7 separate regions of the Mus musculus genome follow, and regions 1, 2, 3, 5, 6 and 7 are each linked to region 4. Evidence: chromatin contacts called from ENCODE Hi-C data. All regions are on one chromosome and are shown on one strand. The core of a region is the stretch at or near the end of the contact, and the rest is flanking DNA. Distances in the headings are between cores, read along the strand shown. Region 1 overlaps Cobl (cordon-bleu WH2 repeat). Region 2 overlaps Ikzf1 (IKAROS family zinc finger 1). Region 3 holds the start of Ikzf1 (IKAROS family zinc finger 1). Region 4 holds the start of Gsdma (gasdermin A). Region 5 holds the start of Tns3 (tensin 3). Region 6 overlaps Ddc (dopa decarboxylase). Region 7 overlaps Ddc (dopa decarboxylase).

Evidence for each region. A loop is a pair of places that touch in the nucleus more often than their neighbours do.
Region 1: a map of T-helper 1 cell shows a loop between it and region 4 (17-fold over the local background). The contact joins the enhancer-like site here to the promoter of Gsdma in region 4. A Hi-C loop is called at or near these places in 2 of 37 maps with a recorded cell type or tissue (T-helper 1 cell and T-helper 17 cell).
Region 2: a map of T-helper 17 cell shows a loop between it and region 4 (20-fold over the local background). The contact joins the enhancer-like site here to the promoter of Gsdma in region 4. A Hi-C loop is called at or near these places in 4 of 37 maps with a recorded cell type or tissue (T-helper 1 cell, T-helper 17 cell and regulatory T cell).
Region 3: a map of regulatory T cell shows a loop between it and region 4 (20-fold over the local background). The contact joins the promoter of Ikzf1 here to the promoter of Gsdma in region 4. A Hi-C loop is called at or near these places in 2 of 37 maps with a recorded cell type or tissue (T-helper 1 cell and regulatory T cell).
Region 5: a map of regulatory T cell shows a loop between it and region 4 (34-fold over the local background). The contact joins the promoter of Tns3 here to the promoter of Gsdma in region 4. A Hi-C loop is called at or near these places in 2 of 37 maps with a recorded cell type or tissue (T-helper 17 cell and regulatory T cell).
Region 6: a map of regulatory T cell shows a loop between it and region 4 (26-fold over the local background). The contact joins the enhancer-like site here to the promoter of Gsdma in region 4. A Hi-C loop is called at or near these places in 2 of 37 maps with a recorded cell type or tissue (T-helper 1 cell and regulatory T cell).
Region 7: a loop to region 4 is called in a map of T-helper 2 cell, with 12 times the contacts of the local background. The contact joins the enhancer-like site here to the promoter of Gsdma in region 4. A Hi-C loop is called at or near these places in 2 of 37 maps with a recorded cell type or tissue (T-helper 17 cell and T-helper 2 cell).

What each region holds. Positions count from the first base shown.
Region 1 is chr11:12,334,836-12,338,143 of GRCm38, reverse strand. All of the region lies in intron 7 of Cobl (cordon-bleu WH2 repeat), which reads left to right. The region is part of intron 4 of Gm12002 (a long non-coding RNA gene); the gene reads right to left. Among named protein-coding and RNA genes, the nearest start is that of Gm12002, 22 kb to the right of the region's middle. Within about 2 kb of position 1,744, at least 1 of the 3 ENCODE cell types and tissues checked has a DNase peak (open chromatin) inside an H3K27ac peak, as active enhancers do.
Region 2 is chr11:11,728,632-11,731,780 of GRCm38, reverse strand. The region is part of intron 3 of Ikzf1 (IKAROS family zinc finger 1); the gene reads right to left. Among named protein-coding and RNA genes, the nearest start is that of Ikzf1, 44 kb to the right of the region's middle. Within about 2 kb of position 1,545, at least 1 of the 3 ENCODE cell types and tissues checked has a DNase peak (open chromatin) inside an H3K27ac peak, as active enhancers do.
Region 3 is chr11:11,684,062-11,687,469 of GRCm38, reverse strand. It overlaps Ikzf1 (IKAROS family zinc finger 1), which reads right to left and starts at 1,545. Exons shown (of 8, transcript NM_001025597.2): 1 at 1,002-1,545. It overlaps Gm11999 (predicted gene 11999), which reads left to right and starts at 1,835. Exons shown (of 4, transcript NR_166812.1): 1 at 1,835-2,180.
Region 4 is chr11:98,662,299-98,665,602 of GRCm38, reverse strand. It overlaps Gsdma (gasdermin A), which reads right to left and starts at 1,252. Exons shown (of 12, transcript NM_021347.4): 1 at 1,165-1,252.
Region 5 is chr11:8,663,058-8,666,552 of GRCm38, reverse strand. Tns3 (tensin 3) reads left to right here and starts at 2,018. Exons shown (of 31, transcript NM_001083587.1): 1 at 2,018-2,074.
Region 6 is chr11:11,818,986-11,822,405 of GRCm38, reverse strand. It overlaps Ddc (dopa decarboxylase), which reads left to right. Exons shown (of 15, transcript NM_001190448.1): 12 at 113-211; 13 at 3,014-3,115. Among named protein-coding and RNA genes, the nearest start is that of Fignl1, 12 kb to the right of the region's middle. Within about 2 kb of position 1,486, at least 2 of the 3 ENCODE cell types and tissues checked have a DNase peak (open chromatin) inside an H3K27ac peak, as active enhancers do.
Region 7 is chr11:11,843,226-11,846,643 of GRCm38, reverse strand. It overlaps Ddc (dopa decarboxylase), which reads left to right. Exons shown (of 15, transcript NM_001190448.1): 7 at 1-8. Gm51937 (a long non-coding RNA gene) reads right to left here. Exons shown (of 2, transcript XR_003949848.1): 2 at 829-3,418. Among named protein-coding and RNA genes, the nearest start is that of Gm51937, 8.6 kb to the right of the region's middle. Within about 2 kb of position 2,101, at least 2 of the 3 ENCODE cell types and tissues checked have a DNase peak (open chromatin) inside an H3K27ac peak, as active enhancers do.

The DNA.
Region 1 (3,308 bases), core at 495-2,994, about 86 Mb after region 4:
TATCTCCGGTATATAGCTTTTAGCATACCACATAAGAAGTTTGAAGAAACACAGACCCCAAAATCCCAAGTCGATTGTTGTAGAAAGCAGAGATAGACGAATGTTTAGTACTTTCTCCTGGCTGTTGGGCAGTAAAGTTCCCTTCATTCAACTGGCCCCAGGTCTCACAAACATATTAATAGTGATTTAATAACAAGCTTTTGTGGTGTTCCAAAGACCCTTATGGCCACTATCCTATGTAGCCTAGTGGTTGTTCTATCTGTAAACAATGTACAGTTATTGTCTTCATTTTACCAATGAGGGCAATATGCTTAGAAAGAACAAATGAGGTCATAGGGTAGTTGGCATGCCAGTCAGTGATACCTTGTAGACTATCTGGTGTCTTTCTTACATATAGCCATTGGAGGTAACGCTAGTTGGGTCACAGAGATGTGTAACTGTCCTTTGAGTGGAAAACATGCTGGAGTGCTTCTGATCTATCTGCACCCTTTGCCAGTTCTTACATTGCTAAGGGGGAAGGACAATGTACATTGTACTGATGCGATAAATAGACTTCACATGACCTTGGCTGGCAGGAGATGCAGAGGGTTCAGGGATGTTTGAAATGGAGCTTACTCACCACTGACAAGGAAGGCCTGTTTGCTATGTGAGGGTCAAACTCAAGAGATGAGGAAGTTCATAAGTGCTGAAGGGAGATCGCTCTCCACATTTCACATCACTCATGAGCCCTTAAGAAACAGCTTCTTCCTGCTGTCAGTGCAATCAGCTTCCTCAGCAGCTCACTCTGTGTGTCTGAGAGATACAATTACTACCCCAACACTTGGCAGAAATAGGATAAAAATCATTTTACCTCCATATGCATCCTTTGTCAAAAACCTAACATCAATGGGCATGATGCTGGACTTTTGAGAGAGTTATGTTAAATAAATTATTGCAACTATCTTTGGCTTACTAGTTTCAAAGATATATAAGCTTAAGAATTCTGAAGCTCATATTAAACTCATATTATTTTTAAAATTATTTTTATTGGAATATTTAAATGTATACATATAATGAAAACTAACAAAAGATCAAAGGCATTAAAGAAATGAAACTAAGTGTTTGGATGTGTACAAAAACACCTTTCGAAGCATATTTAGAAGCATAACATTCTAAACCTATTACTGTATGTATAGCCAAAAACATGAGAAATATATCTAACAATGTAGCTTAAAAGTTCTGTGGTTCTGAGCTGCTGATTTTATTTACTTATTGACTCCACACAGTTTCCAACTCTGTTTATGTACTCATACAGAATGCTATGAAACGTCACAAACCTTGACAGGAATGGAGAATAAAAATAAGTAATTCTTTGGGCCTAGCCATACTATCACTGAGTTCATATTCTACAAAGAAGTGTCACTAAGTTGTAAATGTTCCACATATTAAGTGTGCCTGACTTTTAGTAAATGAGCCAAACTAGCACAAAAGTAATTATCTAGACTTGTGACAGATTTTTGTACAGACAGCCTTGTGATGGCTCCATTTACATCTATAATATGAAAATATAACACAACATTTATGGCAACCTGGAACAGCTTTGTAAAAAGTGTTGGGTCAGTGGAAGTGCAGAGATGTCTCTAGTGTTTGGGAGGCTCCCATCGATGTTCTCTGGCGATGGAGAAAGTGCGGGCAGACAGCATTGTGTTCAGCTGCATGGTGGAAGACGGGCGCTTTTCCAACACAAACATCCCTAAGAACCTGGGCGGCTCCCTTCCACTGCAGAGCCTGGGAAAACAGGCCACAGAGGAAGTTCCTTGGTGGAAACAGCAGAGCGGCCATACTGAGGGTGCGCGGTGGAAGGAAACGGCAGCTTATTTTAGCTACTGGACATCTACCTTTTGTTTATGGACCCTTTCCTCTCTGACACGTGCTGTTAAAGAAACAAATGTGGCTTTGAAAGAGATTAGATTCTTACCTATTTTTAGCCATTCTTAAAGCATGGCATTTTAGCGAGGCTCTCAGCTAAATCAAAGCAAAATGTGCAATGTCCATTTCCCAGCGGGAAACAGCTTCATGGTCAGCGGAAAAGGGAAGCGGTGCTTCGTGTTCCGGCACACTGTTCCAGGGTTCCTGTTCACCTCATTCTTTCTCACTTTGTCGTTGGTTTTGCTCATCCAGCACTCCAACAAAGAAATATGTGAAATTGGCGCTTCGTTATTACTCTTACCTTCACATCTTGCCTCTTTAGTGATTCTTCTTTTTTTTTTTTTAAATTATGTGTACATGTGTGGAGGATGAGGTTGTATATATGAGTTCAGATTCCTATAGGGTCCAAAAGATGCCATCAGGTCCCCTGAAACTGGAAGTACAGGTAGATGCTCCATGGGCTTTTGGAATTGAACTCCAGTCCTCTGCAAGAATTAGACTTGTTTGTAATCACTGAGCATCTCTCCATTTCCCTTGCTTCTTTACATCTACATATTATCCTGATTTTTTTCAGCTATCTTGATAATCATTATTAGGAAAAGTGAGTGTAAGAACACAAATCTGGATTTAAAACTTGCAGTATGAAACACCCTACTTCCTTTCTTGGAGGCATGATCTGTTTCAGAAGCTGATCCTAAGCACTGAGTTACCCGGTTTTTACTTTTTAATCTTAAACTTACGTTCTGGAGGGGAGGCCCTTGGTCCTCTGAAGGCTTGATGCCCCGGTGTAGAGGAATAATGCTAGGGCAGTGAGGCAAGAGTGAGTAGATGGGTGGGGGCGCACCCTCACAGAAGCAGGCTAAAGGGCGATGGGATAGGGGGTTTGCTGAGAGGAACCGGGAAAGGGGATAACATTTGAAATGTAAAAAATAAAATAAAACATACTCATCAACTATATGCAGTATATATAGTGAATTGTAGTTTAAATATAGGTCTATTCACAAAATTCACATGCATGCTGACAATCCATATTTTGATTTTAATGAAGCCTTTATAAAATATTTGCATGTGTAAATTCAGTTAATGGTGAAAAAGCTAATATCTTTATTTATAAAGGAGGAGGCTGTGAAAATAAAATCTTCTGTTCTGAACTCAGTAGTCTCTGCTCAGGGTTTGAAGTAGTTAAATGACCTTCATGTTTTCAGACTTTTGATTTATGCACCAACCAAGCTCATGTAATTTTAATGTCTGTGGCATGTTTCCTTTTTATACCTAACAAACTGAAGAGGGAGCCTAGAAAACTCAAAAAGATATTTGAGAAGAATATACCTGACAAGGAATTAGCATTTAGAATATTTAGATAATTTACAATTCAGCAACAACAGAGTAACAATAAAACA
Region 2 (3,149 bases), core at 296-2,795, about 87 Mb after region 4:
TACTGGCACTTTCATCAAAATGTCACATCTCCTGGGAAGAACCTTCAAATACCATGTTTTTCCTAGTAGGGACCAGCCATTTCTTACCACCAGGCCATTGCAAAAAGTCCTGTCCTTATTAGCATTTCTTTGAAATGAGAGAATTTCTTTCTTCTTTCCTGTTTTTTTTCATTGTATGATTCAATAGAACTTTATTGGGAAATGTATAGAAATGAGTAGTTTAAGCTATGTGCTCTTCCCAGTTAAAATCAGACGTATTAAGCACTTAGCATCTAGGTCAAGGCTACTGGTTCCCCCACAGTCCCCATAGTAGCTTGCGAGCTTTCGTTAGGTGAGGGAGCTGTGTTGAACATCTACCATGCATTTACTTGTTTAATTCCTGGAGCAACCCTTATAAATACTGCCCTCCCCAATCTTACCAGAGACAGAAGTAAGACTCACAGACAACAGAGCTGCCCAGGGTTACTAGTGAGACTCAGCAAGCTATGGATGCACCCCACGTTTATGGGACCTCATAGCCAGTTCCTCCCAGATAATTCCCTAAATCCTGACATGTTTTGTTTTAAATAAACTTTCTGCTTCTAATAGATTTTGAAACAAGGCCTTTCCAACAAGCCAAACACATCATTGGAGGAATGCAGCCATTCTAGAAATATGCTTCTAACCCCCAGGGTGTCACTGGAGAACATTGTAGGAGAAAGATGTCTCTGGCTCAGGAGCATTTAGCTTGGCAGTACTATAAGATACAGCACACACATACCCACTGCCCAAGAGCCATCATGGAGTACCAGCAGAAATGGACCATGGGCCCTGGGTTCCTAGGGGGGCTCATTAGAAGTCACGTATGTGGGAAGAGACCTGTATTGGGCATGTAGGTGATCCTCTGCCTACTCAGAGTTATGGAGACAGTGTTCTGAAATCCACAGGGCTGGGGGAGATAATAGGCTGGGAGCCATCCTATGGCCCTATGGAAGCTGGAGTTCCCAGACAAGAGGAACTGTCTGAGGTGCTTGTTCAGCTGGTCACGTGGTAGGAACTGGCTTTGGGATGGAGAAACTTCCAAGGAGGGGAGGAGACCATAACACCCAACAGGCAGAAATAGGGAAGTTGGGAGCCAAACAGAACAGGCATTTTGGAGGAAAAGCAGGATTATGAGGCAATGACGGGGAGGCCCTAGCCCCAAGGCAGATGTGTGAACCCCAACTGCCATTGTAGAAAATGATGGAATGGTCTACTTTGCTCACCATGCATCTGGCATAGCAGCTACGCACCAGGAAGTCCTGGGCTTCCCAGAGCCAAACTTCTCTATTCTGTCCATGTCCCTCCCTGCCTCTCCTATCCCATCCTGATCACTATCCCCAGGAGGTGGGGACATGCTTGGTGATTGTGACACTGTGTTGTGTGACATATTGTAACTGGGTTTCCACATCCTCTTGGCTGTATGGTAAGAGCTTGTGAAGAGGAACGAGGGTGAACACTGAAATATAGGAATGCAGGAAAAGAGGAAGCTGCTCAAGACACCAGCCCAACTGAAATCAAAGAGTTATGGAGAACTGACAGAAAGGGAAGTAAGATTAGGGAATGATGCAGAGGGTTTAGCAGAGAGCTTGGGTCACACACAATACACACATGCACACAGACACACAAATATAGGCCCATGCACAGATACTGTCACAGAATAGGCATGCACACACAAGATGGAACAACAGCAAACATGCCATTAGACCTATACAGATGCAAAAATACAAGAGACACATGCACACATGTGTCTTCTCACACACAGGCATGTATACATGTATTTACACAGCTTTTCTTGAACATAAAATGAGAGTTTGAGCTCTGTATTCCTACTCTCCACAGAAGAGTATGACGGCTACCTTAGTCTTGTGGGATGAGAGGGGCTGCTCAACTGTGCCCTGCATATTTGACTCTATCTGCTATTTGATCCTAAAATCTAGGAACTCTTGATACTTCTGGTAGGCCACTCAGTTCTTTTTCTCTTGTATTTAAACAGCGAGAATAAAAACCACAATAAGATTTCCTTACATTTTAATAAAAATCTAGTGTTAGGACTGAGATAAAATCAAGCAAACAAGCAACAAAAGTAGACTACTGAAACAGAGAATATATTTATATATATTAATACTTAAAAAGGGCACATTTAGAAACCTCTACAACTCAGTTTTTTTGAATGAAGAGAACAGATGAAAGAGAATATCCTAGAAGAATGAGGAAAATTCCAAACTAACGTGTTAGTCTGTGGCACTCTGTTTGTGGAGATAATCAGCAAGCACAGGGTTGAGTCAAAGGCAGCCCACTAGTAGAGTGTGGACACCAAGAAGAAAAAGTCCTTATCTAACATGTCACAGGCTAGTGGCAGAGCCCGCAGGCCCCACTGAGGAGGCGAGAGAGCGGCCTGGTGTAAATGGAAGGCACCCTCACCAAGGCAGGGATTAAAGGTCACACGCCTCTGTCCCAACCGTCTCACTGCTCCAGAGAATTATCAGCCACCTCAGAGCCACTGTTGCTCTCACAACAAACTGATGTCCATGGAGACTTTCTATGCTAGTAGCTCTGAAGAGCTGTTCCTATTTGTTTACTGTCTTGCCATCTAGCATCTGAAACTTTGGAGGGACTTTGACGTGAGACTGGTGGCTTAGAGTACTGTGTGGTGTACACACATCTGTGTGTTTTTATGTCCAGCCCTGGGAAGGCCATGCACTGAGTGGGTGAAGGCTCTTCTGTGCTCGTGTGTGCTCTGAGCATTCTTTACACAAGACCTTTCTACTCAGATATTACCTACACTGGGTCCTAGATGATACACAGCACAAGGTACCTGTCCACCTGTATGGGCCAGGTGTGTTTCTTTGTGAAAGGAATTTCAGATGGCTCAGGCTTTCCCTGGAAAATGGAAGCTGGGGAAGATTCCCCTAGTGGAGGCTGGTGGGCAGGACTATGTAGAAGAGGGCTCAAGACTCTTGTGTCCACCTTCCCTAGAAACCCTGGCCAGCCCTACACCTGTCATGCTGTCTTCAAGGCTTCTGATGGGCACATTCTTGGCCAGACGCTCTGGATGGTATTTTCTATGTGTCACATATATAAACCATCATATTTTTGAACACAGAATGTCTTGGGGGAGAACGACTAAG
Region 3 (3,408 bases), core at 296-2,795, about 87 Mb after region 4:
AACCAATTCTTAAAAGCATTTCAATGTCTATGAAAAAATATTTTATATATATATATATATATATATATATATATATATACATACATATATTATACGTTTTCGACATTAAAAAAAAAAATTCTTCTACAGGTAGGTTGGACCAGTAAAGGGCTATTTCCCTAACACCAGTTTGGTTCTGTAAGTTTAAAACAAGGCAGCTCAAAGATGAAATAGGTTGTCTGCAGCAGGGAGAGAAATTACGTGTGGGTTACTTGAGCAAAATAGCACATTAAAATTCAATCTGGGTGGGCTCCTGCCCGAAAGAAAACAGAAAATATTTCTGGCTCAGACCTTTTGAATTGATGCCCCTTTGGGTCACCAGATGCCATATCCTGCACTTCCAAATTAGAAGGAAATCGAAGGCTCATAAGATACCTTGGGAATCACCAGTGATGCTTAGCAATTTTAAAAAGCACATTTCAAATAATGTGCAAGCGTCCTGATGCCTATTTGATAACAGGGTCTCCTTGCGATAGTCTCATGACCTGTGATCAGACAGTGCGATGAGAAAAAGTATGTGTTTCAATACTCAGATCATTTTTGTTTTGCACAAAGCAAACTCAGACAGGATCTTATCAGTAAAGCAAATAGCTCTCGCATCGAAAATAAGGAAAGTCTTTACTCATGAGTTTGAAAACGCTGGCTTCCGTAATCTCGATAGATATGTCGATATAAACCTAAACATAAAAGCAGGACATTCTCTTCGTGGGACCCCGGGCTACTCAGAAGTGCCTCAACTGGCCTGGTCTGCACCTGCAGCCCCAGCCTAAAAAGGCAGAGGCTTTGACCTAAGTCAACGCTCTCACAGTCCTCAGAAAGAAAAAGATAGACGTGAGCGACACGGACACTATGGATTTCGAATGACTTTCCTTTCTTTCCTATTCCTAATTGAAAAAAACAAAAACAAAAATCCACCAGTTATCCCAAGTTTTTCTACTGAAATTTAATTCGAAAACACTCACGTGGATTTGTGCGCCGCGCTTTGGGGGCCAAGAATGATCCTGGGGCGCGAAGAGCAGCCGGGGATCTGGGGGCTCCTGCACCCCGCGGGACCTACCGGGTCTCCGGCAGCCGCGGCCGAGCGTCCCGGGATGGGCTGTACTGCGCCGGGCTGCCCCTGTCCCCGGCCCGGGCGCGGCCGCGCAGGCACTTGTTAGAGTGCCCTGCTAAGTTGGCTGCGGAGCAATTCCCAGCTTTCTTTCACAATGACTTCCTCAAGTTGCTCACTCGCATTGTTCCCCATTTCTCGCCACACTCCCCGCCCCCCGCGGGCTCCGACCCGGCTCCGAGCCCCTGGCAGCCCGGCTGTCCCGCACGACAGCGCCGCCCCGCTGCCGGGGCACCTGGCCCGGGCTCACCGCGCCGCCACCTGCGGCAGCCCGGAGCGCGCGCCCCTCGCCCCGCACCGTGCAAACTTTGGGTTGGCGCTTGCGACTCGCCTCCCGCTCGGCTTGTCCCACAGCCCACCCGGCCTGCGCGCACGGCACGCGGCTTCGGGACCCTGACGGGGACACTGAGCGGGTCAGAGGGAGGCACCCTCCCGTCCCGCGCCCGCCCTCGGGTCCCGCCTTCAGACGGCAACTCCGCGACCCGCCGGGCCGCGCACACAAAGTTTGCAGCCGCACGGGGCTCGGGCCCGGCCGCCGAGGGTAGCCGGGCGGCGGCGGGCACCGGCCGTACCTGCTGGCGCCGCCGGCGGCTGCAGCCCGCTCGCCCGCGCCGGGCCCGCTCGGCGCGCCGCCGCCACCCCCGCGCGCAGCGCGCCCGGGCCCTCCCCTTGGCGCCAAGCTTCCTCATTCCAGCGCAGCATCACGCCGCTGCCCCGCGCGGGATGCGGCGGCCCGCGCTTTGCCCGCGGGCCGGTCCGGCTCAACCGCGCCACTGCGGGACCCGCGCTCGACCCGCAGGGGTGCGGCACGTGCGGGGCCGGCGGGGAGGGGGAGGGGCCTCCCTGCCGCAGCGCCACGCGCGGGACAGCCGGGACAGCCGGGCGGTCGGGACACAGGCTCACTCGCCCAGTCGGGGAACACGGGACACTGTAAGGCACTTTCCCCGGTGTCTAAGAGCAACCGCTGCAAGCGCACAGCCGAGTCCCTGAAACTGGGACCCGTGGGCTCCCACGTTCGGGCTCAGACCCCAAGGTACTGATGCCCACCCTAGGGGGTGGGAAAAGTTGATCCTGTGCGAGTGAGGAGAAGGTGCAGTTCATTTTCCCAGACAACCAATGGAATACCTCTCGCGTCTCTTCCCTCCCACCTGCTCACAGAAGAAGTTAGGATGGCGCCTTCCATCCCGGCCTGTGTGCACACGCCAGCGTGGAAGGGGTCTATGGACAGAGGTGGGAGCAAGGCAATCCTACACCATGCTCCACGGCGCCGCAGACCTCTCCCTGGCGTGTCAGGCACGGAGTGCCTGCGTAGAGACAGGACTGCAGCCTCTGATGGTGCTCACACTCTACAAAGAGCCCATCGTCTTTCTGATTAGCTGGGCCACACCCGAAGGGGGCCAGACAGGCGTTAACCCTGAGCACAGAGGGAGAATCTTTAATTCCATACACACTGCCTGGTGTCCCTGCCTGGGTAGGGTGGGGGTGGCGGTGGCCTTGCCTCACCACTTTTCAAAACCACTTAGAAAGGCACAAAATAAAACTCTGGAGTACCCTTGAGAGGAGTGCAGGCAGCTATAGTGTTTGGGAGGAAGGCTCTGGGCCTCAAAGGGATAGGTTGTGCTGGTGGAAAGGAAGACACAGGCTTCCCAGGTGGCAGGAGGAGTGAGCCACAGGGACAGGCAGAAAATGTGACTCCAGGGCAGCTGAGCGTGGTCGGGGACACAGCTGTCCAGATAGTTGTGGCCTGGCTGCCATAACAGGACCCATGCACCTCGATGACATGCTTGGCCTCTACTATTCTTGAGAGAAGGCCTTTCAACACATAAAGTTTTCTTGGACGGTTTAGGCAACATCTACCAGTTTGTTTTTGGAGATGTGCCACGGTACAGAGATCCTAAGCCAAGTCAACTTATGGGTCAAGCCCAGGGAGGCCAGACTTGTAAACTGCCCTCTGGTCTTACTTCAAGCTCTCCCTTTTCCTTTGTGATCTTTTTTGTGTGTTCCAAACTCTGGCTGTCTTCCTTGTGTCTAGGAGTTGCCTGTAGAGGATTTGCTGAGGCTGTAACCATAAACTGCAAGGTGCAAGGTGATCGAGGCTAGACTGGTGGTAAGGAAGGGATCTTGGACATCTCCAGTTCTTAGATGCTCAAGCACCCTTAGACATCAGACATCCCTTGAAATGCTTGCCTAGTCCTAGGGAATGGAGTCAGACGTGGTCATCCCTGCAAGGTGTGTTCTTCTAAGTCTACAGGTCCAGATAC
Region 4 (3,304 bases), core at 3-2,502:
TGCACCCTCCATTTCCTTCCCACCCACCTCCTAGCAACACCAGTATAAGTGGGCAAATTTCCTAGTTCCTCTCTCCCAACTACTTCTTTGCCTTTGTTAGTTCTGCTTACGATATATCCCCTTTCCAATAGAAAGAATTCGTATTTGTCCTATAAGACTCAACTGAAGGACTGGAGAGATGGCTCAGCAGTTAAGAGCACAGACTGCTCTTCTGGAGGTCCTGAGTTCAAATCCCAGCAACCACGTGGTGGCTCACAACCATCCATAATGAGATCTGAGCTACAGTGTACTTATAATCAATCAATCAATCAATCAATCAATCAATCAATCTTTGGACTCTGAGCAAGCAGGACTGGAGTAAGAAGGAAAAAAAAAGACTCAACTCATGTCACCTGCTCACCCCTTTACTCCTTTGGGCATTTTGGTGACTCTGCCTGCATTCCCAAGGCATCTTGTATATCCACTTCTGAAACACCTGCTAATTCATCTTGTTACCATCCATCTGTTCACCTGACTGCCTTGCCTACTCAACTGTGACTTTCCTGAGGGCAGGAAATGGGCCTGAGTCACCTCTACAGCATCAGCACCATGTCTGGTAGAAACAAGGATAGAAAGAGTGAGCTTGGTCCTGGGAGACATGCTGGAGGGAGAGGGACCAAGAGGATGTGGGGCCTGCAAGGATCACAAGTTTGACAGTTTAGGACTCTGTCTTTGAAGTCGAGGTATCTCACCTGGGGATCCAGGAGACACACCCAGGTTTTCCTGGTGGGTGGAAGAGATCAGACACATCAGCTAGCCTCCATGGGCCTCACCTTTCTGTAGTACTTGACAGAGGCAGGGAAACAGGAAGGAGCACACAGAGATGTTGGGGCCATCCTGCCATCTACAATATACTTTCCAGCCCTTGTTCCTGGAAGGGTTGGGATGGCCTATGTCCCTCCAGAGACCAACTGAGTGTACCTAGAAGGACCTACCCTTCACCAGAGTGGCACTCAAAGGGCTGCCTCTCTTCTCTCTAAGGCCTACTATGAGTCCTACCCCCAGTAAAATGCAGGGAGATTTATGGCCATGATAAAGGATAAGAAATCCCATGCCCATTTGGCCCCAACCTTCCCCTGGTTCCCCAGAATGTCCCCCTGCCTCCTCAGCCATCATTGATCTTACCAGGGAAGGGTGATGCTGGATCCTGTCTGGCAGCTGGTGTGTGGTGAGGAACCAGAGCTCGTTCTGTCTATAGGGTGAGGGAATGACTGGCTGTCCTTTATCAGGACTGGCTGCTTTATGCCTCCATGGAGGCGGGGATGTAAGCTCCCACAGACCCCGCCTCCCACAATGACCCCACCCCTTTTTGTTCCACTTCCAGGAGAACAGCATCAACCTGTTTGAAGTGCCCCGCCTCAGGTCCTGTGGGGGTGGGTAAAAAGATGCCAGGCAGGTGTCTGTGTTGCTGGGGCTGAGACAGAAAGAAGGGGGACTGAAAGTTTGCTTATAGACTGGGGAGGAAGGGAGGCAGTGGGAATTGGCTGTGTGCGTGTGTGTATGCACTTATGCTTATTTGTGTGTGAGTGTGCATGTGAGTGTGTGTGTGTGTACTCATGCATGCGTGTAATTGTGTGCAGGGGTGATACAGGGTGGATCACTGCCCTGATGTCATCTGGAAGCACCTGCCATTCATCTGAGGCCTTGTGGAAATGATAAGTGATAAGAAATCCTGTATGTTCAGGGACTACAGGCAGCAGAGCAGCTGAAAATCTGCCCTTCAACTTTGTATGCATCAGCCTGCTGATTCTTACCTCTCTCTATGTGTATATGTGCCTTGGCTACACATGCATAACTTGGTACCAGTATGCACAGAAGTCTGAGGAGGCAGGATAGAGTGAGCTCATATGGCCTTCTATAATTTGGAAGCATCTCTAAGTATATGGAATATATGCTCACACACAGGCAGAGGTGGATCTCAGCGGTGAGATGACGGACAGCCCAGGATGTATGCTGTGGGCGTTCAGCTGTCTCCCTGTAGGTCATTCAGGAACTTTCTCTCTCTCTCTCTCTCTCTCTCTCTCTCTCTCTCTCTCTCTCTCTCTCTCTCTCTCTCTCTCTCTCTCATGTTAGTGCACTGCTGCTCTCTTCAGACATACCAGAAGAGGACTACATATTCTATTACTGATGGTTGTGAGCCACCATGTGGTTGCTGGGATTTGAATTCAGGACCTCTGGAGGAGCAGTCAGTGCTCTTAACCTCTGAGCCATCTCTCCAGCCCCCATTATCTTATTAAAGTTGCTCCTTGGAAATCACTTAAAAGAGGATTCTACACACACAGGCAGGTCTCTAAATTACAATTTATGTGATTTACTGCAAGGCCATATGAAGAAGCAGTTTCCTGGAGATTTCCTTAGGGACTGGTAGGAGTGAGGAAAGAGTCTCACACTCTGCAAAAATATCTTTAAAACTTTATTACTTTACTTTCTCAGAATCCTTCCACACTTTGTTCTGCCTCTCTGGTCCCCATCCTTCACCCCTTTTCTTTCCTCCATTCCCTTCCACTTCTCACCTGGCACAGCTATCAGCATCTTAGACAGACAGCTCTAGCTCCTGTTTGCTGTCAGGTGCCCATCCCCCTTAGGAAAGGTGGAGTTGGGTTCTTGGGTGTGTGGGATGGTTTTGTTATATGACAGTACAAGTGCAGAAGTGTGGTATTTGTGTTATACAAATCTGTTTTTCCTTTCCCCCTAGTTTTCTGTCTCTGTTTCTTTAAACCACTACAATGTAGGGCATCTGAAATCTTGTATATATAGTCCAGAGGTTGTGTGAACACCTTAATTAGCTCTGCAAAGGTGGCCCAACCAACCATTACCTCGGTCAGACATTTGGAAGTCTCTTCCTAGAGTGTGCCTTCCTCTGGCGTGTGATGACCAAGGTTTCTTGTCTCATTCGTCTTTGAAAGATCTGTGGAGCAGCAGCTGAGCACAGTCACACGGGAGTCTGTTTTTCCTGAAAGCCCCAAGTCTCCCGATCGGTTCTTTCCTCTGACCTGGCATCAGCTTCTCTTGGCGTCCTTCCTCCATGCAGATCTCTCTCCAGCCTGATGTCATTCTGCTTGTCCTGCCTCCACCTCATTTCTGTCTTATTGCCCCATTTCCCCAACCTGACTAATGGGATTCCAAGGACCGGGCTTAGAGGGCTCAAAGAAGGAAGGAGGAGGAAATGAGACTATGTTTAGGCGTGTCCCTGGGCTGTTGGACTTCACATGCAGATGCCCTGGCCTTTTTACATCCCAGAACTCCTCGAGGGAGTTTACTTATT
Region 5 (3,495 bases), core at 769-3,268, about 90 Mb after region 4:
GGTGCTCAGCTCTGCATAAGCCAGGCCCAGGTCAATCATCCAAAGTTTTCTTTGTTCATCCTGTAGACAAGATGCAGGGACCATGGAGCAGCCAGACATGGGGTGCTCAAAGATACTATGGTCCAGTTTCTCTTTTCAGTTTATTTTTGAACACTAGCATTGAACGTAAGGACGGACATTACGTGCACTGGCCCCCACTTCACTGTTCTAGAAACAAGGATCTAATTAGAGAATCTATCCCACACTGGAACTATCCCCGCAGGGAGGGCAGGGACAGGGGTCTGGGACCATTTAGTTTGGGTAGGGAAAACAGAGTAGGGAGATCTTAGCAGAGGCTCCTGGTACAGAGATGCAGAATCCCAGCCTTGCCTGGGGTCTTCCTTATTCTGAGCTATCAAGTACTTTCCCACATTAGCTCTTAAGGAGGGTGATTGGAACACCTTGTGGAAATTCTTGCAGTCCCTCGGGCAGCTGGGACCAAGCAAGGCAACCCAGTGACTGGAGGGCTGGAGTGAGTAGGCTGTTGGTAAACATCTGAGAGAACAGCACGGAATCTGGATAGTCTTGGATCCTCACCTTACAGTGCTCTGATCCCCACCACTTGGTTTACCTATGTCAAGTTAAGATTTTGGGGGTGTTTTCTTACCAGGTCAAAGGCAAAGGAACAGTTCCTGCCTTGTCCCCCTTTCTAGCAGAATGACTGTGACCTCCTCCCTATCCCCTCTAAAGGCTCCTTTACAAGCATCCTGTTCCTCACCCATGACCCGTGGGACTCCCAGAGGCTAGGGAAATGCTTGTTTCATTCCTTAGGGCCTGGGGCTCAGGGCCTGGGGAAGCTTTTGCCTCAGGCAACATCTCCTTCTCCCAATGTCTCCATTTCTCAGAGATAGGCATAGCCTTCCCAAACCTGGGGGAGAGGAAACAGGGTGTGGCCCGGCCTCTAGCCTGGCCTAGGATCCAGGGCCTCACCTCAGTGTTTGTGAAGGCTGCGCTGTAAACAGATCCACCAGATATTACTTTCCTAGCTCAGCTTCTCCACCATTCCTGGCAAGCCTGGCTTTTTCTTGAAGGCACAATATGGCAAGAATTGAACAGGTTTTGGTAACCTCAGACAGTGGCTGCACCGAGCAGATAGATACAATTTCTACCCTCTTTTAAAGCTACCTGGAGTGTTTTCCCGGAGTGGAATCAGAGATATTAAGGGCTGCTGGTGTCCACTAGAAACTGATGGAAATTCCATCTCATTTATGCAGACGTGTTTGAAAGACCATGCAATGGCATGCCATCATTCCCTGGAGATCGCAATGAGAAAATGGACACAGAGGCCCAGCTATCCGAATCTTGGGGATCTCTTAAGAAATCTTGCTCTGTCCTCATCTGAGAAAGGCTGTTCAGGAGATCTTCTTTCTCCTGTGTTCCTGCCAGCCTCAACCGTATTCTCTCCTGCTAGGTTCACTTTAAGAAGTCAAGGGACTTCTACCCAGCACCATCATCTCCTCCTGCCTGGTGAATTCTGGATGTTGAAGGGGCTGTTGGAGCATCCTGGGCTGTCTTAGAGACTGCTGCTTGATACACGTAGAGCCCCACGGGATAATAAGTCACTGGAGGGTATTGTAGGACTTCCTCCTGGCAGAAACAGCACTTAGACACACTGGATGAAACAATAAACTGGTTTTGCAGGAATGGGACTCGAACCTCCCTCCCCAGGTGCACTTACGTAGACATGGAACTGTTGAGCCTATAGAATACTGGGGCCCCCGAGGTATTTAGGGAGGCCAGCGAAGTGGGAGGGTATTTTAAAGAGCTCATCCCTTGGGTCAGGAACCCGAGGGGGTGAGTGCGGGGGGCGGGTGTCCAGCACCTGGAAACGCAGGACATTGTTAGGAAGATGAGACCAGGTGACCGGCAGGGCTCCGGTGCGCGGGCGGTCCGTAGCGATTGCCGGAGCCGCCTCGAGGGGGCCCTGCCGCGGGCGCGGGCGGCCAGCCAGGAGGACGGGCCCGCCCGCGAGCAGCTCGGAGCCCAGCTTCGCTTCGGCCATCGCCCCGCCGGACCGCGCTGCGGGTTCGCCCAGGTACCAGGGTCGGGAGCAGGGCAGGGGCAGCCACACGCCGCCACACTCTTTGTTTGGGGCCCCCGCTCAGGTTCCAGAGCCTGGGCGTTCGGGGTCTTGGAACTGGGTTGCAGCCGAGCAGACACCAAACCTGGGCGCGGAGACAGTTGAGGGTGTAGGGACAAGGCGCGGGGGCACCCGGGAAGGGCGCTTGGGATCCAGGACTGAGGACGACCAGGGGGTCTGCGGCGATCGGGAGTCTGGGGCTCAGCCAGGTCCTCGGGCCGACGCGGGCCGGAGCTCCGGGGCCGGCAGGGTCCTGGTCGCGGCGCCCGGCGCCTAGCTAGGAGGGCGGGGGCGGAACCACACTATCGCCGCCCCGGCCCTGCGGACTTTGCTCCCTGAGACAGTTAGGGAAGAGAAGACGGAGGAGCCGCTTGGGGCTGCAATGAGACTTCTCAGGACTTTACTCCCGCCTTTTCCAGGCAAGTGAGCTGTGTGCCTCTTTTCCTTTCCTTTCGGTTGCTTGGGAGCCAGGGGTCTCATCCCGCCTTTTCCCACTATTCGGAGGAGTACGAGTGCAGGCACAGGCCTGGGGGCCACCTGTGGCACGTGTCTCCTGGCACGCGGGCACTGTAGCTGACAAGTAGGAGGGAGGGTCCTGGGCCCCGGGGTTTCTGTGTAGTTCTGTGTTCTGCCCCTGGGGACGTTTGCTTGGATCGATTTGAGAGTCTATGCCGCAAAAAGAGACCCCGAACCCCTTCCTTCCCCAACTGGCATTCTGGCCGGTGCCAGCAGGTGATCCCGACTCTCTAGCGTGACTGAACACAAAAAGTTCCCTCCAGGGCTTGGGGCCAGCAGACCGCACTATCTAGGGTGACCACAACTGATTGGAACGCCCTCGGCTTTGTCACAGCCCACTCCAAATTTTGTTTCTTGAGTTGTGCCTTCTGCTCCACTGTATAGAGCTTCAAAACGACACCCCAAACCAAGAATACAGGAGCTACTATAGTAATAATGTGTACCCCATCAGAGCTAACCCTTTTGACATATTGATGTATTTCCTTGAGGCTTTGGTCTGTTCATATGAATACTTTTTAAAAGTGCTTTTAGTTTTTTGCCTGTTAAAAGAGATTTTTGACTGTCTTTGTGATTTTGTTGCTTCCCTCTTTGGGGCCTATGAGGTTATATTTGCAAATCAATCAACAAGTATTAAGAAAGGCTTTTCTGTGCTGAGGACCAGGAAGGGGGCGGGGATGGCTGCAGCTGGAAGCTGTAGGAGGCTAGGCCAGGACTTGGAGTGTGTGTGTGTGTGTGTGTGTGTGCGTGTGTGTGTTTATGTGAGGGAAGGGGGGCACAGACAAGGGGGTGCATTTGCTGGGTCCTGGAGAACTAACTGGGGCAATTGGTAAGAAGCCAGACCTCCGATAAAGTCATGGTGA
Region 6 (3,420 bases), core at 237-2,736, about 87 Mb after region 4:
CATTCTATAGGAAACTGGCTGCTTCCAGAAGAAACCGGCTGACTGGGAAGCTGAAAAGGAGCCTGGCTGTTTGCACTGTTCTCACTGACGGGTTCTTTATATTTTATTTCAGCACTGGCAGATCCCACTGGGGCGACGATTTCGCTCTTTGAAAATGTGGTTTGTTTTTAGAATGTACGGAGTCAAGGGGCTGCAGGCTTACATCCGAAAGGTGACTGCCTTCTTTGTTTATCTAATGTTCTAACGGTCGGTCGTAGGAAACTCAGAAACGAATTCAGGTGTCTTTGTAAGCAAACACCATCATGCATTGCCTAACAACAGGGATAAGCTCTGAAAAGTACATCATGAGGCCCTTTCATAAACATGAGGGCATCAGAATTTTCATATACAAGCAGAGACAGACAATTTCCTAGAAGGGACAGGCCTTTGGGGACAGAGGAATGGATGTGATAAGTTATTCTCCCCCAGTGAAACGAGTCAATTCAAACCAGGTTTGAATAAAGGCAGGTTTCTTGGGAAGCAGCTCTGGGGCGAGTTCACTGGTCCCAAGGAACGAGGCGCCACGAGGAGCGAGACAGAGGGGAGGGGGAAGAGAAAGCGAGAAAGAGCATGCGCGTTCAGGGAGAGAGAATGCAGAGAGGGGGGAGTGAGGGGGAGCGAGAGGCCAAAATGTCTGGATTACATAGGAAAGAGCTTCTGGGGGAGGGGAGGGGAGGGGAGGGGAGGGGAGGCCCAGCCCGGGGCTGGAAAGTTCAGGCTGGAAAGAGAGTGAGAGCAGCCATGATCTGCTGTTGTCTGAAAGAGCGTTTTTTTTTTTTTTTTTTTTTTTTTTTTCCTTAAGCACAGCGTTGGAATCAGGCAGTAGTTTGGGCCTTTACGATTAAGGCACTCACAAACTGGTTCTATGTATCTTCTAAGACACTTTCATTAGAATATAGGTTATCAGCTCCAGGAAGTTAATTAAAAGCAGTGTGTAAATTTAATGTTTTCCACGTATCCATCCAGCAGTAATTTTGACGGAGCAATACTAGTAATGAGAGCATAATGTTTTTCTCCCCCACTACCGCCAAACAAAATGAAATAAAACAAGCAAGCAAACGAACAACAGCAGCAACAACAACCCAAACCTCCCAAACTAAGAAAACCTTTGAGTTGGTTGGGATAGATACCATCTAGTCCTTTTGTCTCAAGGAGGCTTTCTGGGCAGTATGGAACTTCGGTTCCAATAAGCCACCCAGTCACTATGATGTGCCTTAAAGTAGCTTGAGGAGCCGCTTATTATTCTAAGTCCTACTACCCTACTTTTTTTGTTTGTTTGTTTGTTTCCAGGCTAAGCCCTGAGTATGAGCCAGGACATGTCTACCCATTTAGTCAGATGCAGAGGGCCCAGTGACTTCAGCTGAGTCCTTTCTAAGCCACAACATCATCTTGATGAGGCAAGCATGCCTGTGGTTTCCAGCCTGTGGTGGTGACAGCTTTCCCCTTAAGTCCCACTGCATTACCAGATGTGCAGCTAAAGGCAGGGGCTGAGTGTCTCGGGCCCTCTTCTATGACAGGATGCAGAAAAGCAGTTGTTAGAAGAGTACCCGTGTCTCTTCTAAACTGGCATCTGTCCAGGTCACAAAACTGTTGTAAGGAAATGTATGCAAACATTGAGCAGTGTAAGAAGCTACACAGGGGAAAGAACTAGAAACCTAGAGTGTGTGTAGATTTCTAGATAGTCCCTGATCCAATTGCAAACGGGATAAGGAGGGTGAGTCAACTTGTGTGTAATAAGAAAGAAACCCCAAGTGGTTTATCAGTCAAAGGTGGTGATGACTCTCAGTTCAGGACAGCTCACTGCGATTAGCTTGTGCCAGGTTAAAGACACACCACACCTCTTTCTGGAAAGGCCCCAATCCAGCCTTCACAGGAGACCATAGGAATGGTCAAAGATGGCGTTCCTAGGCTTGAGCTAATTGAAGAGCATTTTAGTCCTGAATCTTTGGTGCCCTCTGGTGGGAAGACTTGAGACAATTGCTTCTGTGGCATCTATGACCAAACAAGCTGTGTGTGCTTCAGCTCCTCTAAAGGATGGGCCTTGTGGAAGGTAGTGCTGGATGCCAGGAGGCTCCAATTAGCTAAGTGTGCCCTTGGAGAGTGAGCAAATGTTCATATGTGGTTTTAATCAGTTTTTGAATTCTTTAAACATCTAGAGATTAAATAAGTTGGTGTATTCAATGCGATCACATAGCGTTTTCTTTTTCCTTTTAATTATTTTATTATTTTGGAGCTAGGGTCTCAGTATGTAGCCTTGGTTGGCCTGGGGCTCAGTATGTCGATCAGGTTGGCCTCAGGCTCAGTATGTCGATCAGGTTGGCCTGGGGCTCAGTATGTCGATCAGGTTGGCCTCAGGCTCATAGAATCTTCCAGGTGCTGTGATTACAGGCACACACCATCACACCAGAGGGGACACAGCTCTTGAATGTGGCAGGTTAGGGTGATTCCTGTCTGTAAGTTGGAATCAGGCTGGGATCACTATCCCATTTACTGCAGAAGTGATACCCCAGTGTACACATCAGATGCAGCTGATGTGAATCTCAGCTGAGCCCAGGTATGACTGAGGCCTACGCTATGACACTTGTTCTTGCAGGGTCTCAGTTTCCTATCTACAAATTAATAAAGCTATCATGAGGAGGTCAAGGTGGCCTTTTTTTCTTTTAGAATCTTCAACTACTTCTTTATAATGTTTATTATAAAATTATAAACGGAAGGGGGTTAAAACATAGATCCATGGACAGAAGAAAATGAGGTTTTTTTTTTTTTTTTTTTTTTTTGAGGAAGCTGGAATCCTTGTGGTATAGGGCAGATGAGTTTCTTCTCAACCTATGTGGGAAATGCTGGTGAGGATGCAGGACATTGCTCAGCGCATGTGAATGACTAATAGATGTGCAGCCCTATAAGGTACTGGGTGGCCAGGGTTAGGCTAAAGTTGTGATGAGAAAGACAGCAAGTTTCCCTTCCCTTTTTCCAGCACGTGGAGCTGTCTCATGAGTTTGAGTCACTGGTACGCCAGGACCCTCGCTTTGAAATTTGCACAGAAGTCATTCTTGGGTTGGTCTGCTTCCGGCTAAAGGTATGTTATGCCAGTGTCAGCCATCTTTGTTTTTGTTGAACACAATAAAGTATTATTCAGGACATCCACAAGCAAAGTTGTGTACCAGTTGCCAAGGGCTACAGAACATGACCTGTGGTGCTAAGCAGGCCGCGCTGGCTGGCTGACTGGCCCAGTAGACTCTCCTCCATGGACTTGCTGCCCAGTTTCCTCTGATGTGATTGGATGCTTTCCTCTTGACCCAATGCCAAGAGTCCATCCAATACCTCTGGAACTGTAATCCTCTGCTGAGTTGCCTGTGGCCTCAGTAACCAGGTCACCTGTGG
Region 7 (3,418 bases), core at 852-3,351, about 87 Mb after region 4:
TCCCATCTGTAAGTATCTAATTCACTCTTCTTTTTGAAAAGTATTCTTGACATGGAGTGGAAAACAAAACAAAAACAAAAACAAAGCTGGGCGGTGGGGGCGCACGCCTTTAATCCCAGCACTTGGGAGGCAGAGGCAGGCGGATTTCTGAGTTCGAGGCCAGCCTGGTCTACAGAGTGAGTTCCAGGACAGCCAGGGCTACACAGAGAAACCCTGTCTCAAAAAACCAAAAAAAAAAAAAAAAAAAAAAAAAAAACCAAAAAACTAAAAACAAGACATGGAGTGGGGAGTTTATCCAACCTTTCACTTTGAGGGATGTTCATCATCAATAATTCTAACCATCATGATTGGCATATCTCGTGTTATATTTACAACAATGTAACCCCATTGGCTTAAATTCACAAACTCAGAGTTTGAGTTAACTAAACAACGGCTAAGCTTAACAACACCAATATATTATGAAAGGGAGAAAGTGTCCAAGCACTTTGTGCTAATATAATGTTTAGGATATGGTGGCCATATTAAGGAAACTAAGCTCTTCAACATTTGGAACAACTACCCCCACTTGAAGGTCCTGTTGCATGCGTGACATACACACAGCATGAATTGTTTGTGCTTGAATCCAGTCTTTAGTCACACCCACTTTAAAGTATCTTTGTTTTTTTAAAAGAAAATAAATTACTGTAAGCCAGAAAATGTTGATGCATGTCTTTAATCCCAGCACTTGAAAAGCAGAGGCAGGCGGATTTCTGAGTTTGAGGTCAGCCTGGTCTACAGAGTGAGTCCCAGGACAGTCAGAGTTGTGTTTCAAAAGAAACAAAGGAAAGATAGACAGGCATAATTTATTGTGCTGTGCTATGCAGTGTGACATTTTCAGTGAGGGTAAACACCAGTTAGAATGCCATGTGTTACTTCTGAGATGTGTACAAGCAAAACAAAGCTTTCCCAATGACTGCCTTGTGGAATGATAAATTTCTCAGACATGCCCATCAGTAAGGAGCACATAGCTGTTCATATTGATTTAGCAAATCAATGCTTTCAAGCTAAACTTCTACAAAGAACACTCAGTTTCAGATAATTTCCTGGGCCTCATGCTTGCCTCCTTCCTCCCTAGATGAGGACATTTTGTCTTTCTCATCGAGACTAGAATTCTGTTTTAGCTGCAAAATGAAGAAATGCCTGTGTTTCCAAAGTTTCACCTTTGATGCGAGCTCTGGGAACTCAGCAGGCCTTGGAACTGTTTCTAAGGCACCAAGGATATATCAGCCCATGAAACTCACCCTTCTCTGTTCCTCAGGGATGTAAAGGCTCGGGTGGAGCTGTCCCTAGCAAGCTCTCTGACCTCAGCCCTTCGACTTGTGCCAGACATCACGCCACCTGCTTGGCATTTGGCTTCATTGTCACTTCGTGTGGGCCAAGCACGTTTCCCACCTCTCCTAACCCCTGATTTACTTGTGGTCTCTTCTTCGGAAAGACTTCTTCTCCCTTGGGTCATTGTTCCCTGGCCAGCAGGAGACAATGGTGGATGTGGGGGCTGGCCATGACCTTAAGCGGCAGGGAAGCTTAGAGCTTACAGCTGCATGTCTTAAATTCTGACCTTCATTTTCCCCTATCAAAAAATTGGAAAGAAAAACGGTTCTCATAATGGTAAAACAGTATTTCCTTCACAGTGCAGCTCAGGGGAGTTCTTGCAGACAATAGGCTGTAGGAAAGGCATGTACTGCGTGTAGTACATGCTTGTACTGCCAGGACCGTGAGGCTAATCACCAACCGTGAGAAGTGGGGTGGACACAGCCTTGCCATTCACTCAGGATTTGGCTCCACCTGTTATGAGCTATGGCACAGCTGTGATTATTACTGGCTAACGGCAGCCACACACAGCAGGCTGAGAACACACTGAACTAGCTGGCCATCCGCAGTATGGCTGTACTGTGGGCCTCGTTAGCTGCAGACCTTCACAAGCTCAGCCAAGCAAGTCGAAGTCCTCTGACTCAGATGTCAGGCCAAGGACTGAATGTCCTGGCCAACAGCCGGCTGATGTCATTCCCCAGGGCTATCAGATTTAAAGCACCGAAGTCTTCTGCCAGATAGAGACTACACGGCTGCTATCCCTGAACTCAATCTGGCTCCCCACAGGAGCAGGAAGATGACAGCCAGCAGGTGGCCCCTGCCATTAATGCTCACAGTGCTGGATGAGCACAGCTCAGGCTGCCCTGCTGTCCTGCAGCTCCCTCTGGCAGGCGGTTCGGGTGCTGTGGGCAGAGCCCGATATGCACTTTGCAGTTTGAGTTCAAACCCAGGGATTGCTCTTAGGACAGTGTTGGGGGTGCTAACAGGCCAACACCTACCCCTTTCATGCATGGCCAGTGTTCATCAGGGCAATAATACTAACTGGTGGTAGCGTCTTATAGTTAAGCCTTTGTAACCCACCGTCTCTAAGCCAATGCCTTTTGTTTGCTGGGGGTGGAAGGCGATCAGCGTTTATTAAAGAGAGAATAAGTTATAGCAGATGGATAGGTGGCAGCCTTAGGTACACACATGGGGACACTGAGGAAGGGGAATAGGTATACTATGGCCTGCCACAGCTTCATCCCAAGGGACAGAGGGGCTTGCAAGGAGGTTGTACGCCATGGTTACCCTGGCCTGACTTCTGCATAATGAGGCATCCTTTTAGAAAATAGATTGTAGTAGCAACAGGAGGCCAATGGCTTTAGAAGCAAAAGGTGGTGGGTGTGGCCTCAGTGGTAATGTGCCTGACATATGTAACTCCCTATATCTGGCTGTTGTGTGTTCATGCTACATCCACATAACTCCTACATGTGTATGTGTGCTGGAGAGCCTGGATGATGGGGCTGGTCTTAGCCAAGCATGTAAGATGCAGAACACAGAGGCATTGTCAGTACTGTCTCCCTTCCCCTTAGGACCAGGAGAAGCCCATACAGAAGCTTCTAAGGAGCATTTGTGAGTTCTTTCTTGTTGGAGTTTGGAGTTGATCCAAGTTGCAGACTTCTCAAGGCGGTCCTTGCGACTGAGTACCCTTGTTTAGACACTAGCTACAACCTGAGGACTCTTCAAACTCCTTTAGACCCCATAAGCTGCTAAAGACTCTAAAACTTACTGAGAACTGTCTCACAGGGATGGTTGAAGATTAGAGATTAAAATCAGCCAAGGAGACACACAGGACAGTCTTGAAGTGTGAGCACACACAGCTTCTGGTGAACTCTGAGGAGTCACAAGGGCATGAAACACTCTAGCCGTATATAATATATAACTATATGCTCTGAGTAACGACATTCCCCTAGAAGGCAAGGCTCTCTAACCTTTTGCTGCTTGTTTTTGTGTAGACTTGGTCCTACTCAGACCCTCCTGGAAGCCCAACTAGAACCTTTAGAGATCAACTCCCCCAGAAGTGAAAATT